Linked DNA regions of Homo sapiens: region 1 is linked to region 2. Evidence: read pairs that join two places in POLR2A ChIA-PET (ENCODE). Cell type or tissue: PC-9. All regions are shown on one strand. Each heading gives the region's core, and the rest is flanking DNA. Links, peaks and the distances in the headings are about the cores only. Region 1 has its middle 18 kb from the start of POSTN. Region 2 has its middle 37 kb from the start of CCNA1.

Region 1 (8,642 bases), core at 3,696-6,195, 1.2 Mb after region 2:
GTGCAAAACTGTGTTTTAAACTACAAAGCGGAGAGAGGAAGGAAATATAAAGTTATAGGATTAAGACACCTCTGTGGGGAGAAAACCATGTAGAGGTACCTGCTCAAACTATTCAGAAAATGAACTCTGGGGAGATAATGGAACTTCTCTAAATTAAAATGAAAAAGGACATATCTAAAATATTACTCAAATGTATAAGGATGATATACAATAACTTTCCATATATCAAACTCTTGGCCTCAAATGATCCACCTGCCTTGGCCTCCTATAGTGCTGGGATTACAGGTGTGAGCCATTATACCTGGCCTTAAATTGAACTTTCAAAATCCCTTTTTAGTATTTTCTCTAGAAAGGTGCAAGATCTTTTGTTGTTATTTTTGTTTTTTGATTGTTTATGTTTGGCTGCCAGAAGACACAGAAAGTTGCTACCGACAAAAGTAAAGAGCATCTTACAGAGTTTCAGTTCTGCTGATATGTCCTGAAAAAGCAACTATGGCTTTGTACCCTTATTACCATGTACAAATGCACTGTCCAAAAAGGAGTTTTGGATTCTTTTGCATAGTGACTTCAAGGGTAAACCTTTACATAACTTCATTATGAGGTTGCGCGAAATTATAGCTTAGGGTTTCTGCTTATAGTCTTTGCACATCTTATCTATATGCTACTGGGGCTTATAGAGAGAAAAGTAATCCTATGACTATGTCAAGATCAGTGTTGCTATTCCTGTTGGGGATCATGTTACCATAGTAATATATTCCCTGAGGCTTAGAAAAGACTTATTTTGCTTAAGTGCTATTTTTATTTTATTCAAAATGAAGTAGAGATAAAATCATAAAAAGGTTTTTCTGTTGCCCTTAGATTTAATGCCGATTTCAAGCAGAAGGATAAAGAGTAATCAATGCATATCTGTTTAGCAACTTTCTTTTATCTATGTGCTGGCTTCTCAGGCCAGCGTTATGATGTGAATGATGAGGAGAATGGAAATTAGTTTCTGTGTTTATTTTATTTTCCCTTTTGATTTGTGGTTTTTCTGCAAAGGAGGAGGATCAACTCCACTCCTCAAAATTTGGAATGAATTTCAAGACTGATGATGCCAGGCATATGTAAAGAAAGTCTAGAGATTTACTACTCTCTTAATAACGCCTTCTCTAGAGAGCAGGATGGGCTCCCAGGAAGGTTCAAATGTGGCTTGACAGATCAGGAGGAGAGGGACTGACTTAGGCTTTTATAGGAGTTAAAGTCCTTGGTCTAGGTGAGGGGTCTTGCACAAGAGTGTGGGTTTGCTTGGTTTGAGCTTCCCACCAGTGCTGAAAAAGGGAGTGTGTGTGGGCTTTCCTAATGGCTTGTCTAGATGTGAGGTGAGAGAGGAAAAGGAGTGGGGCTTGAAAGCTGTTAGAGGTCAGATATCGAAAATAGACCACTCACCATTTTTTAATAACACCTTTATTATCGAAGCAGATTGTAAAGACATGAGTGAAATTTTTGTATACAAATATACATACAAATATGTACAGGTGTGTTTATGTATACATGTGAATTCAGATATCAATAAAATAAAATGACAACTTTTACTCGCTAGAGGTCCCATGCATCATTGGAATGGTTACTATGGAGCTGTCCTGGGATACTCTTCTATAGCAATAGTGAAGACAGGTGAGGAATAACCTAATTTTGAGCAGCACGTCCTCCTTTCCTACTCTTTTTCCTGCCCCTCCTTCCTTTTTCTTAGTGGAATTTGTGGATGGGAGGTAATGATATTCTTTAGTTCATGGAATATTATCAGTATAGAAAAGTTAAGCCTCCTCACTTGTTCTATTTCATTATTATTTTCTTTTTTCTATAAAACTCACTGCACAAGGCGTTTCTCTTCTTCCTATAGAAACTCAGTTGATTGTAAATACATGTGTGTGGTAGAAAAAAATGTATTTTTCTGTGTGCATATTATGAGTTTACACAAATAATATTTTGCTATAGATAATGCATATTTTACTCAATATTACACATTAAAATTTATCCATGTAGCTATATGCAGATTGTTTAATATGTCAGACTGCTGCATAACATCCAAATATATGCTTTCGGAACATTGTAGATATCCGATCCCTTAGTGATAGATGGCTAGAAATCTGTTCTGTATCCTGTGCTCTTTCTATAATGTCCTGAACTACCATTATGTCCCCAATCCTCCACTTAAAAGTAAACGCATTTTTTTCTCCAAGGATCGTGTGTGTGTGTGTGTGTGTGTGCATGCACTACATTCTAGCATCCTTCAACCTCTCTCTTGCTTATGTGGCATCTGTAAGTTGAGTTTAGGTAAGAGAGCCACTAGCCCAGGTTTGTTTATTATAGTTTTTTGTATCTCAACGCACTGTGAAACACTTAATTTCATTTCATTAACTACATTTTATTGATAAGGCAACTAAACTCTTGGTGAAAGTAAGTTACAGCAAATCCTATGTGATGAATTGTGAAGTAAAACTAAACTCTTAGGACCTCTTACAGTGCATTACCTTAGTCAAAATAAGTCTTTAACAACTGAATTGTGACAAATTCAGCTCAATTTTTTATTACAGTCACTAGTGCTTAGTAGCACCCTGAAGAAGTTCTACGAAGAGACTGAATACTATAAATTATTATTACAAATTCACTTTCAAACTCTCTGAACTTGACTTGGCATGAATGCCGTGCCTATTATACCACTACATAGTCTATACACATGGTTTAAATACAGCTAAAAGGTGTTGCCCTACCACAGGATGACATCATGTTCTGAAGAATGCCAATTAAATCTCATGTAGTATGATAGGCCTATAGAGGATTCTCTAAAATATAGCATTTAATCAGTAGTAGATGCCATTCAGTAGCACAATTCCTCAAGGCTGGTGCTGTGATATAACTTGTGATGCTGGCTTAGGAATCCAGAAGTTTAGATTCCTGTGTTGCTTTTATCTCTAACTTGCGATGCAGCCTTTTAAATATAGTTTTACTTCACTGAACCTCATTTGAAATTAGACTGCTAGAATAGATTATTTTAAAGATGCCCTCCAACTTGAAATTCTATGTTTATAACACACTGTTAATTTAAATAAAATAACAACTCTCAAATATTCCTCTGAATAAGGAATGTAAAAAATTGTTTATATCTTCATTCATGATGGTACAAGATGAAAGTACCAATGGTTATTTTTGGATAAATATTTTTATAAATGATTATGCCTTTTAGATGTATACCAATTAAAATATTATGACTGCATAATAATATATTAAGTAAGATAATCAATTATGATGACAGCATTTTTAGAGATGATAAATTCTAAAATTTATCACTATTACTTCTCTCTGGGTTAAAGAAACAATTTCTGATGCAGGGAACAAGTTTTATGATAACAGAAAACAAACAGAAAGTTACTAGCTAAGCAGTTTCACAGAAGTCTCCATATGGGAGGAACAAACAAGATTGATATTGACTTAGCATCTATTAGGTGAGATTCATTGAACTAGTTGTAAGAGTGAAAGTGGCCTGTCTCCACTGAAGCTGCAGTGGAAGAAGAATCATCTAATCATTTATACATTTCTGAGATTCCTTTCAATAGGGGCATTCTCAAATGTAAACCCTGGGTTCTCATGAACAATCATGGACAGAAGAGGGCAGAACTGAAAAACTCAAAGCATGAAATATGTAGAAGAAAAATGGCAAAGAGTTTGTTTTTAATAGCATACAGTATGTGATCTTCTTCTATAACATTCAAGCATTTGTTATTGAAACAAAGAATTTGTGTCTCCGCATAGTTCTACTGGCTCTGTGATGTTGGCAACTTTTTAACCATTGTGAAAATCAGTTTCATCATCTTTATGATGGGAATAATAACATATTATTTAGAAAGTATTAGAGTCAGTATTTGTAAAAAATCTACAGTACCTGAATAATATTTTGTAGCTTTTCTTATATTTAGTGTTAATGTCTGCTATAGGGAATTAATAAACAGGGAGAGTAGAAACTCTTAAGTGCATTAGAGTATGTTTATACTATCAGCTGAGTTTGTTGTTGATGTGGTTAGGCTTTGTATCCCCACTCAAATCTCATCATAAATTATAATCCTCATAATCCTTATAATCCCCATGTGTCAAAGGAGAGACCAGGTGGAAGTAATTGGACCATTGGGGGCATTTTCCCCCATGCTGTTCTCCTGATAGTGACTGAGTTCTCAGGAGATCTGATGGTTTTATAAAGTGCTGTTCCCCTTTTGCTCAGCACTTCTCCTACCTGCCACCTTGTAAAGAAGGTGCCTTGGTTCTGCTTTGTCTTCTGCCATGATTGTAAGTTTCCTGAGGTCTCCCAGCCATGCTGAACTGTCAGTCAATTAAACCTCTTCCCTTTATAAATTTCCTAGTCTCAGGCAGTTCTTTACAGTAGTGTGAAAATGGACTAATATAGTTGCCAACGTAGAAATTTCCCCCATTGGGAAAAAATACCTTAGATAGTTGCCTCTGGATTTGGAACCAGACTGTGGTTACTTCCTGCCTATGACATAGTCTCACACGCACCAGTGCACAAACTCACACATAGCTATGTTTTCAAAGGTCAAAATCAGTTTGAAGTTATCCTTCTGCCACTCTGTTCCTGATTGAAACTCATAATTCTTCCTCCTATACTCATGAGTAAAGGGCTTGGAACTTGCATTCCTCACATTTTTTCAAGTCTCCTGGTCTCTTCTGTAGAGCAATTCCTTCACAGATGTCATCTGCTTCTTAACAGAGGGTGAGAGGTTGGAAATAAATAGATTGCTGTTGCAATAGCTTATGCTAGAAGAGTTAAAACTGTGTCAATTGCCATTATTTTTCTACTTGAGTCAAGTCAAAAGAGCATTCTGATACGAGGAAAAAGCCAGCATTGCTCCTGAGAACTAGTGACCCACGTGGGTGAGAGGATAACAGCAGAGAGTAGTGTCCCTATTTGTTCTCTTTTTACCAGCCAATAGCCAATTCTGTTCAACAGCTAAAATCACCCATCCCAGGATGTTGCAAGATACAATATTCATCTTATTTTAGAGGCAGGCAAAGGACTGTGTATCAAAAATTTCATAGCAAATCTTAAAAATGTGGTACTTGGAAAAACAACATTTATGTTTGCTCTCAGCTAAACTGTATGCAACTAACCTTTGTAAAACATCACATTATGACAATAGAATCTGCTTTGACTCTATATTGCTGTAATTGCTTCTTTTTTCCCTGCACGCAAAGCTAATTTTGGCTTCCATAGTTTTTGACTTTTTACTTGATGCAATTATATACATCACTGACCCAATAATCAAATGATAGAAACCTTTATCAGAGTCTACAATGATTATTGTTGGTGGGGACATGAATCAATGGAATACAGCACAGATAAGAAAGACAGACAGACAGATGTGAAAAATTAGGGTAGGCACAGCTGGTTAAGACTGTTCTGCCTTTATCAGCTGAAAACACAAGATTCAAAAACATCTTTAATAAAAAATGCACATACTGTCACATCATATTCCAGTTTTATTTCGTAGATAACTACCTAAGCTAATTTCAGGATGGATTTCTTTAGACTTTTATGGTGTCTGTACACGTAGATGCTCTGTAAAGGCAGAAAGCAATAAAAGAAAAATCTTTTTTGTTTGTTTTTATAAACAAACAATGGTTCTCTGACAGGTTCTCTAATGTGAGAGGAAACAATTAATTATGATAGTAATTGTATGTTTAAGAGACAATAGCTTAGTATTTCTAATTTCCTCGTAATTTTATTTTTAGTATAATATAATAGGTAAGTGCAAACAATGTAACTCCAGCTAGCTGAAACATGAGGATCTGTAAAAAAGAAAGAACACCGTATCTCTCAATTTACCATGACTGAAAGAACCAGCCCAAATAGATTGTTCAGAAAGTCAGCTTGCATTATAAATGAAGCTCAGTGTATTCTGCCTTTCTTTTCTCTCTTACTGTCAAAGACTATGATATAACCAAAACAACATGAGCTTCAGAATTTAAAATATCCAAGTTCAAATGCCAGCTCCACTAGCTTTTAGCTGTGAGTCACTTGCAGAAATTACGTAAACTCTCTTTTAAGTGAAATGGGAATGAAGTTTATCAGATTGAATTCTTATGAAAATTATGCTGAGGTAAAGTGTTTATTCTAAGAGGAGTTAATTTTTCTTCTGTCTTCATCCTCCTACCCCCCATTACCTTTTGACTTTTATCTTCTTTTCCTCCTTCCTTTTGAAGTGAGATACTTAATGTTAAAATCTATCACATTCCACAAACATGTCATTTGACTTTGGGTATAATACTAACTTTTCTCAATCTTTTTTCTTCACTGAGAAAACTGTGAAACTGTAAACTATTAATAAACTTTATGAGTTACATTAAATAAAATATGTCTGAAAATCTCTCAAATGAATGTTCAAAAAAGTACTTCTTTGTTAAATTTTCTATGAAATTTATAATTTTAGGTAACCACTGAGTTTATAGACATTTTATTATTCCTATTTCTTTGACTTGATAGAGGAAATCAGAATGGCAGGTGAAATGGTAGTATGAGAAAAATTTCAAAAACTTTATTCAAAAATATTTGTTAGGTATACACTAAAACCCCAGGACTTTTATAGACACTGCAAATATAATCATAAACAAGATGGGTAAATCTCCTGCCCTTCTAGAGAATATTTCAGAGAGAGAGGCAGAAAATACACAGAGAAGCAACACATAAGTTTCTGGTTAAGAAAAATGTTAGATAGTCTGATGATTTTTAAATACTGTCATAAAAATTGAGAGCTGGAAATTACCTTTAACAACCTTGTAGGCCGGGCGCGGTGGCTCACGCCTGTAATCCCAGCACTTTGGGAGGCCGAGGCGGGCGGATCACGAGGTCAGGAGATCGAGACCATCCCGGCTAAAATGGTGAAACCCCGTCTCTACTAAAAATACAAAAAATTAGCCGGGCTTAGTGGCGGGCGCCTGTAGTCCCAGCTACTTGGGAGGCTGAGGCAGGAGAATGGCGTGAACCCGGGAGGCGGAGCTTGCAGTGAGCCGAGATCCCGCCACTGCACTCCAGCCTGGGTGACAGAGCGAGACTCCGTCTCAAAAAAAAAAAAAAAAAAAAAAAAAAAAAAAAAAAAACAACCTTGTATAAAAATTACAGTGGATTCCTTATCTTCTCCTGAATAAACTTTTGTCATACTTTAGCAAATCTCGATTTTTTCTTTCTTAGTTTTAAGCAATAATTCTCAAGCTACTGTTGATTTCACTTACTGTTTTTATTCAACAAATGAATAAATCTATCGCTACTTAGGACTCCTGGTTAGAATCATAATCTCTAATTAAAAACCCATCACATGCCATCTCACCTGGGTTAAGATTCCCTCGGAAACACAATCAAAATTGAGATTGATTTTTCCCAGACAGAAAAGTAATAAAAATAATGTTTCCACTTTCTCCCCAAGTGCACCAAGAATGTGACAAACCAAGTATTTTGGTAAACCTTGAAACACACCAGACTACTCTGTTTTATATCTTTGTTATATGGTTAATTACCCTTAATGTTATTTTTCCAGTCATCTATTTTTCCTGTGATTTCTTTCTTTCTTTTTTTTTTTTTTTCTGAGACGGAATCTCGCTCTGTCCCAGGCTAGAGTGCGATTGCGTGATCTTGGCTCACTTCAACCTCTGCTTCCCGAGTTCAAGCTATTCTCATGTCTTAGCCTCCCAGACAGCTGGGATTACAGGCACCCACCACCATGCCTGGCTAATTTTTATATTTTTAGTAGAGACAGGGTTTTACCATGGTTGGCCAGGCTGGTCCTGAACTCTTGACCTCATGATCTGCCCACCTCAGTCTCCCAAAGTGCTGGGATTATAGGCATGAGGCACCGTGCCGGCCCTCTCCTATGATTTCTTTTCAAAATCTTTCCATTTTAAATTCTGGAACAACTATTTATTTGCTTATTTCATGGTAAAAACTATTAGTTTTAAATAATCACCTTCTACTTTGAAAATAATTTTGAACAGTTTTCCATACCTGAAACCTTGGTTCTCTCCTGAGAAAACCACCTCCCCATGTAGCCCTGACTTGTGGTTGTGGTTTATTGTCCAGATTCCACGTATCTGGAGAGCAGGAAGATGGAAGCTGAATCTTTTTATATTTTCAATATGCCTTTCACCGTATTGCTCTTCTACCCTGTAAATCTAATGTTAACTTACTCTAATCTATGTTGTTCTTCTTTATTTCTGCTGTTCCCCAAGAAATTCTATCTTTATATTATTTGACCTCTTGAAGCTCTGTCAATGTAAGCTACTTTCTCTTGAGAGAGTTTTCTTTCTTGCATTTCAATATTTTCTACTATCTCACTGGCTACAGTTACCTAGATTGTTTGGTTATTTCCTTTCACATTGTTTATTCCTTGAACTACACATCCACCCAGGCTACAGACCTGAGTATTCTACTTGACTTCTCCATTTTTCTTAGCTAACCATCAGCTTGAGTTGGTCTTTCAAATCAAGCACTAGGATATACATAAGTTTAATTGGCACATGTAAACTTCAGAATTGTATATAAGCTTACTTGATATTATTTGTGATCCTCTTAATTTTGTGTGTGTTTAGTAACTACTTGAACTGAC
Region 2 (8,642 bases), core at 3,174-5,673:
TCAAGATCCTTAATTAATCACATCAACCAAGTCTTTTAACATGTAAGGTAACATTCCTTACAGGTACCAGGGATTAGGGCGTGGGCACTTTTGGGGTGCCATTATTCAGCCTACCACACTAGGCAATTTCAGGCCAGTCACTTAACTATTGCAAACCTCTCAAATGAAGAAAAAAAAATGAAAGAAGACATTTTGTATAACCCTGGATGGATGATACAACATTAGCAGCTAATGCCACCCAGTTCTGTGGATCCATGAAAACATTACCCCAATCAGAAGAATCTGCATCACTCCTTACACCAGTCTGTTCTCTCCCGAATGTAAACTCAGGAAGGCAGACCACCCCACTTATAAGTAGTTGTTGAATAAAGTCAAGTAAAAAAAGCAATTGTTGCTACATACTATTGCATCCTCTCCTCCTATTTTGTGGATTAAATACATCAACAATATCTTTCTGGTATATTCTTTGGCACAATATTTCATTAACACGCAATTATAGTTTGTTCCATATTTAGGGCCACATACCTGACCTACCAATCCAAACTGTCATTGTGTAATTCTTCCTAAATATCCTGGCATCCCTCTTTATTCAAGAAACCATAAAGCACAACACAAAGTATGGCCATAACCTGCTACCATTATTAATCTTTACTATACAGCTTTGCTCTTTGACCTCTACCTATTTTGATCTGCAATTAACCCATACAAGGCCTGAGAAGAGTTGAGAGACAGATCCTCAGGCTGTCCAGCCTCCACCCCATCTCTGCCCTTATGTTTTTTTTTCTATGTTCTATTCTAGAAGATTTATAGTATTAGCTCCCATATTTGGATCTGTGACTCATTTTGAGATAGGTTTTGTTTATGGCATAAGGTGAGGGTCAATATTTTTTCCATGTGGGTATCCAATTATTGCAGAACCATTTGTTGACATGCCTGTGCTTTTCCCATTGAATGTCTTGGTAGCTTCATGGAAAAACAATCGAACATAAATGTAAGGGTTGATTTCTGGACTCTCAGTTCCAATTCATTGATCTAGATGTTTATCCTTAAACCATGATTTTTCTTTTCTTTTTCTTTTTTTGAGACCGAGTCTCACTCTGTCACCCAGGCTGAAGTGCAGTGGCACAATCTCAGCCCACTGCAACCTCCCTCCTGGGTTCAAGCAATTCTCCTGCCTCAGCCTCCTGAATAGCTGGGATTACAGGTGCCTGCCACTGTGCCCAGCTAATTTTTATATTTTTAGTAGACATGGGGTTTCACCATGTTGGCCAGGCTGGCCTCGAACTCCTGACCTCAGGTGATCCACCTGCCTCAGCTTCCCAAAGTGCTGGGATTACAGGCGTGAATCACTGCACCCTGCCTTTACACCATAATTTTTAATTTAAGCTTTTTATTATTTTATTCTTTCTGCTTGCTTTTGCTTTAATTCGCTTTTATTTTCCTAGTTTTAGTTTAAGTAGAGGTTTAGGCTGTTGTATTTGAGATCTTTCACCTTTTGTGATATAGGTGTTTAAGGCTGTAAATTTACCTTTAAGCACAGCTTTAGCCAAATCGTATACATTTTGGAATTTAGTATTTTTGTTTTAATTCAGCCAAAATATTTTCTAATTTCCTTTGTGATTTCTTCTTTGACCCATGGATTATTTAGGAAATGTGTTTGTTATATAGATAAATTACATGTCATGGGGGTTTTGTGTACAAATTTTGTCACCCAGGTAATAAGCATAGTACACAATAGGTAGTTTTTTGATGCTCACCGTCCTCCACCCTCTACCCTCAAATAGGTCCCAGTGTCTATTGTTCCCTTCTTTGTGTCCATGTGTACTTAATGTATAGCTCACACATATAAGTGAGAACATGTGGTGTTTGTTTTTCTGTTCCTGTGTTGATTCACTTAGGATAATGGCCTCTAGCTCCATCCATGTTGTTGCAAAGGATATGATTTCATTCTTTTTTATGACTATTTAGTATTCCATGGTGTATTTGTACCCTTTTCTTTATCCAGTCTACTGCTGATGGCATCAAGGTTGATTCTGTGTCTTTGCTATTGTGAATAGTGCTGTGATAAACATATATGTGTGTGTGTATTTATGGTAGAATAATTTATATTCCTTTGGGTATATACCCAATAATAGAATTGCTGGGTAAAATGGTAGTTCTAAGTTCTTTGAGAAGTCACCAAACTGCTTTCCGCAGTGGCTGAACTAATTTACATTTCCACTAGCAGTGTATAAGCATTTCTTTTTCTCTGCAACCTCACTAGCATCTGTTATTTTTGGACTTTTTAATAATAGCCACTCTGACTGATGTAAGATGGTCTCATTGTGGTTTTGATTTGTATTTCTTTAATGATTATTAGTGATGTTGAACATTTTTTCATATGCTTGTTGGCCTCGTGTAAGTGTTCTTTTGAAAAGTGTCTGTTAATATCCTTTGCCCACTTTTAAATGGGGTTGTTTGCTTTTTGCTTGTTAATTTGTTTAAGTTCCTTATAGATTCTGGATATTAGACCTTTGTCAGGTGTGTTTGCAAATGTTTTCTCCCATTCTGCAGGCTGTCTGTTTACTCTATTGATAGCTTCTTTGGCTGTGCAGAAGCTCCTTAGTTTAATTAGGTCCCATTTATTGACTTTTGTTTTTATTGCAATTGCTTTTGGCATATTTGTCATGAAATCTTTGCCAGGGCCTATGTCTAGAATGATGTTTCTTATGGTTTTTTTTCAGAGTTTTTATAGTTTCAGATTTTACATTTAAGACTTTAATCCATCTTGAGTTGATTTTTGTATATGGTGTCAGAAAGGAGTCCAGTTTCAATCTTCTGCATATGGCTATCCAGATGATGTGTATGACAAGTACCTGGGGAGCTAGCTACTCTTTTTTTTTTTTTTTTTTTTTTGCTGTCTATGTAAGTAGTAAAATGAATCTGGAAGTGACTTGTGTCTACCAGCCAAATCAGTCAAGCCTTGGCATTGGCATTGGCCTTAGCTTGCTTTGCTGTTTGTATGTGACACACCTGTGTAAGGCCTTTTATGCAACAAGGGATACGTCAATAGCTAAGACCTCCCTGGTCCCTTCTAAGCATCCATGAGGTCTCTGCAGTGCAGAGCCTTCCAGGCCATCAGGGATATATGGAGACTTTTCAAGTCCTACTGTGGTTGTCTCATGCCCTTGATCTCTCTGTTAAATTTCTGGCTGCAAGCCTGCTGATCTGCTATTTGCCCCCACCAGGATGGCAACCTGAGGCTAGCTGCAACTAGGCCTTACTCACTGTTTTGCTTCCAAGCTCACTACAGTTTCCAACAATGCCCAAGGGCATGGGGATTTTCTGTGCTCTGCTTCACATAAAGTCAGCCCTCTTTGGCAAAGTATATTTTCACAGCCTGCCCTATCCTGGTAACGTTAAGGGCTGATGGAGCTGGGGTACAGGGCAGATGGGATGAGAGCAGCCCTGGGCTGAAATGCTATAGACTCTCACTGTTCAGCAGTTTTTCTTAAATAAATGATTCCCAATTTTTATGTGCTTTTGGTTAATTCCCAGTATCCTGAAATGGTTTTATTGAAAAATTTGTTCAGTTTTATTTGTTACCATTTGAGGAAGGTATTTGTTGAGCTCCTTATTTCTCCAGTCTGGAAGATTTACCTCTTTAATACCATTTATTTTGTCTGATAATTGTATCATACATATATTGTTGAATGTTGACATATGTATAATATGTAAAATATATACTTTTCTTTCTTTCTTTGTTTTTTTTTGTTTTTTGTTTTTTATTTGAGACGTTGTTTTGCTCTTGTTGCCCAGGCTGGAGTGCAATGGCACCATCTCGGCTCACTTCCACCTCCACCTCTCGGGTTCAAGCAATTCTCCTGCCTCAGCCTCCTGAGTAGCTGGGATTACAGGCATGCGCCACCACACCCACCTAATTTTGTATTCTTAGTAGAGATATGGTTTCTCCATTTTGGTCAGGCTGGTCTCGAACTCCTGACCTCTGCCTGCCAAACTGCTGGGATTACAGGTGTAAGCCACCGTGCCCAGGCCAAAAATATATACTTTTCAAAGTCAGAACTGATTTCCCTGTTTCTCTCAAAGCCTAAAATAGCATTTATTATGGTTTCTCAAATAATTTTCCATGGAAAACTCAGAATAATTTTGATAAACATTTCATAGAAAAAAATATGATTAAATGTGTTTCAGAAATAAAGTTAAGTAGATTTCTTTGCTGCAAGAATTAAGAGAACTTTGAAAGGCTTATATGTGATCTGAGTGTTTAAGAAAAGAGGTATGATACATTTCTTAACTATGGAATCTGCCTTTTCTTGTGAGAGTCTCAGGAGGCACCCTTAGGAAATAGGGTAGACAGTAAACATGTACTGGGTAATAACTCTATTGCCCTCTAGTGATAATTTGCTTGACTTCAGCCCTTAGTTGATTTCTTTGCAGAACTATTTTAATAGCCTTTTTTGCAGTTTCCTCTTCCTTCAGCTCTATTCAAGCCACGCTTCCTGGTGACTTTATTTACGTTCTTCAAATACAGATATGGTTATTTCTTCTCCACTCAAAGGATTTTTCTTTTCTTTTCTTTTCTTTTCTTTTTTTTTCTTGGAGACAGGGTCTTGTGCTGTCACCCAGGCTAGAGGGCAGTGGTACAATCATGGCTCACTGGAGCCTCCACCTCCTACGCTCAAGCAATCCTCTCACCTCAGCCTCCTGAGTAGCTGGGACAAGAGGCATGCACCACCATGCCGGGCTAACTTTTTATTTTTTGTAGAGACAGGGTTTTGCCGTGTTGCCCAGGCTGGTCTCAAACTCCTGAGCTCAAGTGATCCCTAACACCCCTCGGCCTCCCGAAGTGTTGGAATTACAGGCATGGGCTACTGTGCCCAGGCTCAAAACATTTTTATGGTCCCATCATAATAAAAGACTCAGTTATCTCAAGAAGGAAAATGACAAGTATTGCCTGAATAGCAGTTCTTTCCTAGCTGGATGGTCTCCCAAAGCTCTCATTAGTCATTACCAAGGATGGAGTGTCTATGCTTGATCTTAAAGAGAGAGGCTTGCACCTCTTTGCCCACAATGCCAGGACAAGCTGCACAGAGAGTGGAGTTCAATAAATGTCTGGAGTTGAGTGGAATTTTATGCCACTCATGATACCATCTCTGACTTCCCTACAACCAGGCCCTGTCCCATGAGGGAGAAAAGGTATCAGGAGCAAGTGAGAAATCACTGGGGTTATAAGATGTTATGGGAGCAGGAAAAATCCTCTACCTTCTACTTAAACCTTAACATGATCATATGTCCTAGAATAATGCGATTGCATTTCACCATTGCAATATGTCAATAGTTGTAAAATCAGCAGCAGTTGATCCAGTTTGGAAATATGAGGGTGGATGTAACACAGTGGAATAAAGAGACACGTAGGTAAGGCAGAGGGTGTTGAAAATGGTGTGTGGGTTGGGAAAGGAATTAAAGGACAGTGAAGTACTGACCAACTACGCAGCTGGTATTTGCTAGTTAATACTAAAGCTGTGAAATAAGAAAGAAAGAAATGTGATAGCATCTTGGCGATTCTTCTGGGATGAAAAACTTTTTAATACAATTTTTTGTTTTAAGCATTGGTATTTACAGAATATCATGCTCATTAACAACTTTAAAAAGTGACAAGATTAATGTACCATCTGAAGCTGATAATTAACTGGTATCGTAAAGGTCTTGTAATATAGCTAAGGAGAATTGTTGAGATTTAGCCATTGAAATGTAATTACACACAAAGGTTGCAGCTTCTTTGGGGAGGTTGACTGATGGGGTTTGAAATGCCTTGAATTATTTTAAAAATCTACTTTTTGATACAAAGTGACAAATTTGAGGATATTTAAAAGTAAATGTTAAAATTTTTGAAATAGGGGCCAATGGAAATTTTAAAACTGCTTCATGAACATTTTATTAAAATATGCAGGAGGCTACTATACAGTATCCCCGACCATGAATAATAAACAGAAATTGTCAAGATGACTATGGTTCTGACTTATTTTAAAGCCATCAGATGTAAAGCCCGTAGATCCAAAATATGCACCTGTAAAATTCTCCCAGTGAGTTATAAAATGTAGCCTTTGATTGGTTGGGTAAAAGGCAATTAACTATTCAACCAAGCAAAATTTGAATACAGTGCTTCAGGAATAGAACTTCAGAGACCTACCACTGAATGCTTTTCTTCATGCTACAGAGTTGGATATAGCCTGGTGGCTCTCATAGTAAGATGGCTTATTCTTAGGACATTTAGATAATAACACCAGTGCCAAGGAGAAACTTGCTGGCAGGTAAGCATCATCTTGGATGAAATCACAAGGTGAGATTTGGTTCTCAGCTTTGTTAGACTCAGGAAAATAAATGTTTCAAGTTCATTTGAAGTTAATGAAATCCTGAAGGGGAGGCCAGGCTCACACATGTAATCCTAGCACTTTGGGAGGCCAAGGCAGGAGGATCGCCTGAACCCAGGAGTTCGAGACCAGCCTGGGCAACATAGCTAGACCATCTCTTCAAAAAAAAAAATTAGCATCGTGAGTGGCATGAAATTAGCATGTGGTGTCATGTGCCTGTAGTCCCAGCTACTCAGGAGGCTGAGGCCAGAGGATGGTTTGAGCCCAAGACCTCGAGGCTACAGTGAGCAGCCTGGGGTGATAGTGCAAGATCCCATTCATCTCCAAAAAAAAAGAAAGAAAGAAAAGAAAGAAAGAAAGAAAGAAAGAAAGAAAGAAAGAAAGAAAGAAAGAAAGAAAGAAAGAGAAAGAAAGGAGGGAGGGAGGGAGGGAGGGAGGGAGGGAGGAAGGAAGGAAGGAAGGAAGGAAGGAAGGAAGGAAAGAAAGAAGGGAGGGAGGGAGGGAGGGAGGGAGGGAGGAAGGGAGGAAGGAAGGAAGGAAGGAAAGAAAGAAAGAAAGAAAGAAAGAAAGAAAGAAAGAAAGAAAGAAAGAAAGAAAGAAAGAAAGAAAGAAATCAATCCTGGGGAGTCAATTTATTCAAACCAAAAGGGAGACTAATTCATAAACCTGAAGACCAAGTTTTTAATTTATAATGGGAGCACTGACAGGATAATGTGAGACCTACCATTTGTCATTTGCTCAGGGCATGCTTTCCTGGAATCCTCCCAGAAGACTGAATCAGAGGCTGAGCATAGAGGTAGAATAAAGGGAGTAAGATGCTGATCAGTGACTAATGTTCTTCACAACTCTGGAAACACAAATTCAAATACTGAATCCTCTTCATTAACCTGTTGTTTTCTTAGATAGTTGAAGGACCTATTTGGTCTCCTTGATATATCCATTAAATTTCTTTATTAAGATTGTTTGATTAAAAAAAGTGTTTATTTTGAGATTGGTTGATCTCATCAGAATTTTGGGAATTTTCTACATTTTCGATGTTATATGGTCAGATTTTTTGGCCTTATCCCCCAAATCTGAGATGCTTTCTTGTATGATTCAATATCTTTGCTATATATCTAGTTTTCAATTGCCAATCCAGTCTCACGTTTCACTGACCACAATAATGGCAGGTGATAAAAAAGTCAAATCTAATGATGTAACTTCCCAGCTTAAAAACCTTCCAGTGATTTCCTGTCCATGTACTACAGCCTAAACTTTTTAGCACAGAAAACCAAATGTCTCATGAGTTGACCCTTGTCTTCTCTCCAGCCATCTCTTTAGCTGTGGCCCCAGTTCCTCTGTTCTCATGCTAAGGCCATGTGAAACTTTCTTGAGATTCCTCTCACATCACATGATTTCACACTCAGCCTCCAGACGCACATGCATCCTTCTGCCTGGAATGCCCTTGATTTTCCTTGCAGGCCTTGAAGTACCTTTTCTATTGAAGTCTTTTTCAATATCATCATCCCACAAATAAGTGAGAACATGAGACATTTGTCTTTTCGTGCCTGACTTATTTCACTTACCATAATGATCTCCAGTTCCATCCACATTGTTGCAAATGCAGAATCTCATTCTTCTCTTTATAGCTGAATAGTACTCAGCTATAAAGAATATATATACCATATTTTCTTTATCCGTTCGTCTGTTGATGAACACTTAGGTTGCTTCCAAGTCTTGGCTATTGTGAACAGTGCTGGAACAAATGTGGGAATGGAGGTATGTCTTCAATATACTGATTTCCTTTCTTTTGAGTGTATACCCAGCAGTGGAATTGCTGGGTAATATGGTAGCTCAATTTTTAGTTCTTTTGCAGAACCTCCAAACTGTTCTCCATAGTAGTTGTACTAATTTACATTACCACCAACAGTGGTCAAGGGTTCCCTTTTTTCCACATCCTCACCAGCATTTGTTATCGCCTGTCTTTTGGATATAAGCCATTTTAACTGGGGTGAGAAGATATCTCATTGTAGTTTTGATTTGCATTTCTCTGATGAGCAATGAGGTTGAGCACCTTTTCATATGCCTGTTTGCCATTTGTATGTCTCCTTTTGAGAAATGTCTATTCAAATCTTTTGCCCATTTTTTGATCAGATTATTAGATTTTTTTTTCCTACAGAGTTGTTTGAGCTCCTTATGTGTTCTGGTTTTTAATCCCTTGTTAGATGGTAGTTTGCAGATATTTTCTTCCATTCTGTGGGTTGCCTCTTCACTTCATTGATTGTATCCTTT

The links. ChIA-PET counts read pairs that join two places held together with the same protein. Peaks named below come from ENCODE experiments on the same cell type or tissue, not always from the same donor. Only the 100,000 strongest peaks of a DNase experiment are listed, where the experiment ranks them.
Region 1: POLR2A ChIA-PET joins it to region 2 with 6 read pairs; 2 of 35 experiments call an interaction of 5 or more read pairs at or near these places.

The regions. Positions count from the first base shown.
Region 1 is chr13:37,612,722-37,621,363 of GRCh38, forward strand. No RefSeq gene overlaps it. Among named protein-coding and RNA genes, the nearest start is that of POSTN, 18 kb to the left of the region's middle. In PC-9, for the core only: no CTCF peak of the experiment used is centred there; a DNase peak (open chromatin) is centred at 4,670; H3K27ac peaks cover 1,957 bases.
Region 2 is chr13:36,391,093-36,399,734 of GRCh38, forward strand. No RefSeq gene overlaps it. Among named protein-coding and RNA genes, the nearest start is that of CCNA1, 37 kb to the right of the region's middle. In PC-9, for the core only: CTCF peaks have their summits at 4,383 (motif pointing left) and 4,596; a DNase peak (open chromatin) is centred at 4,369.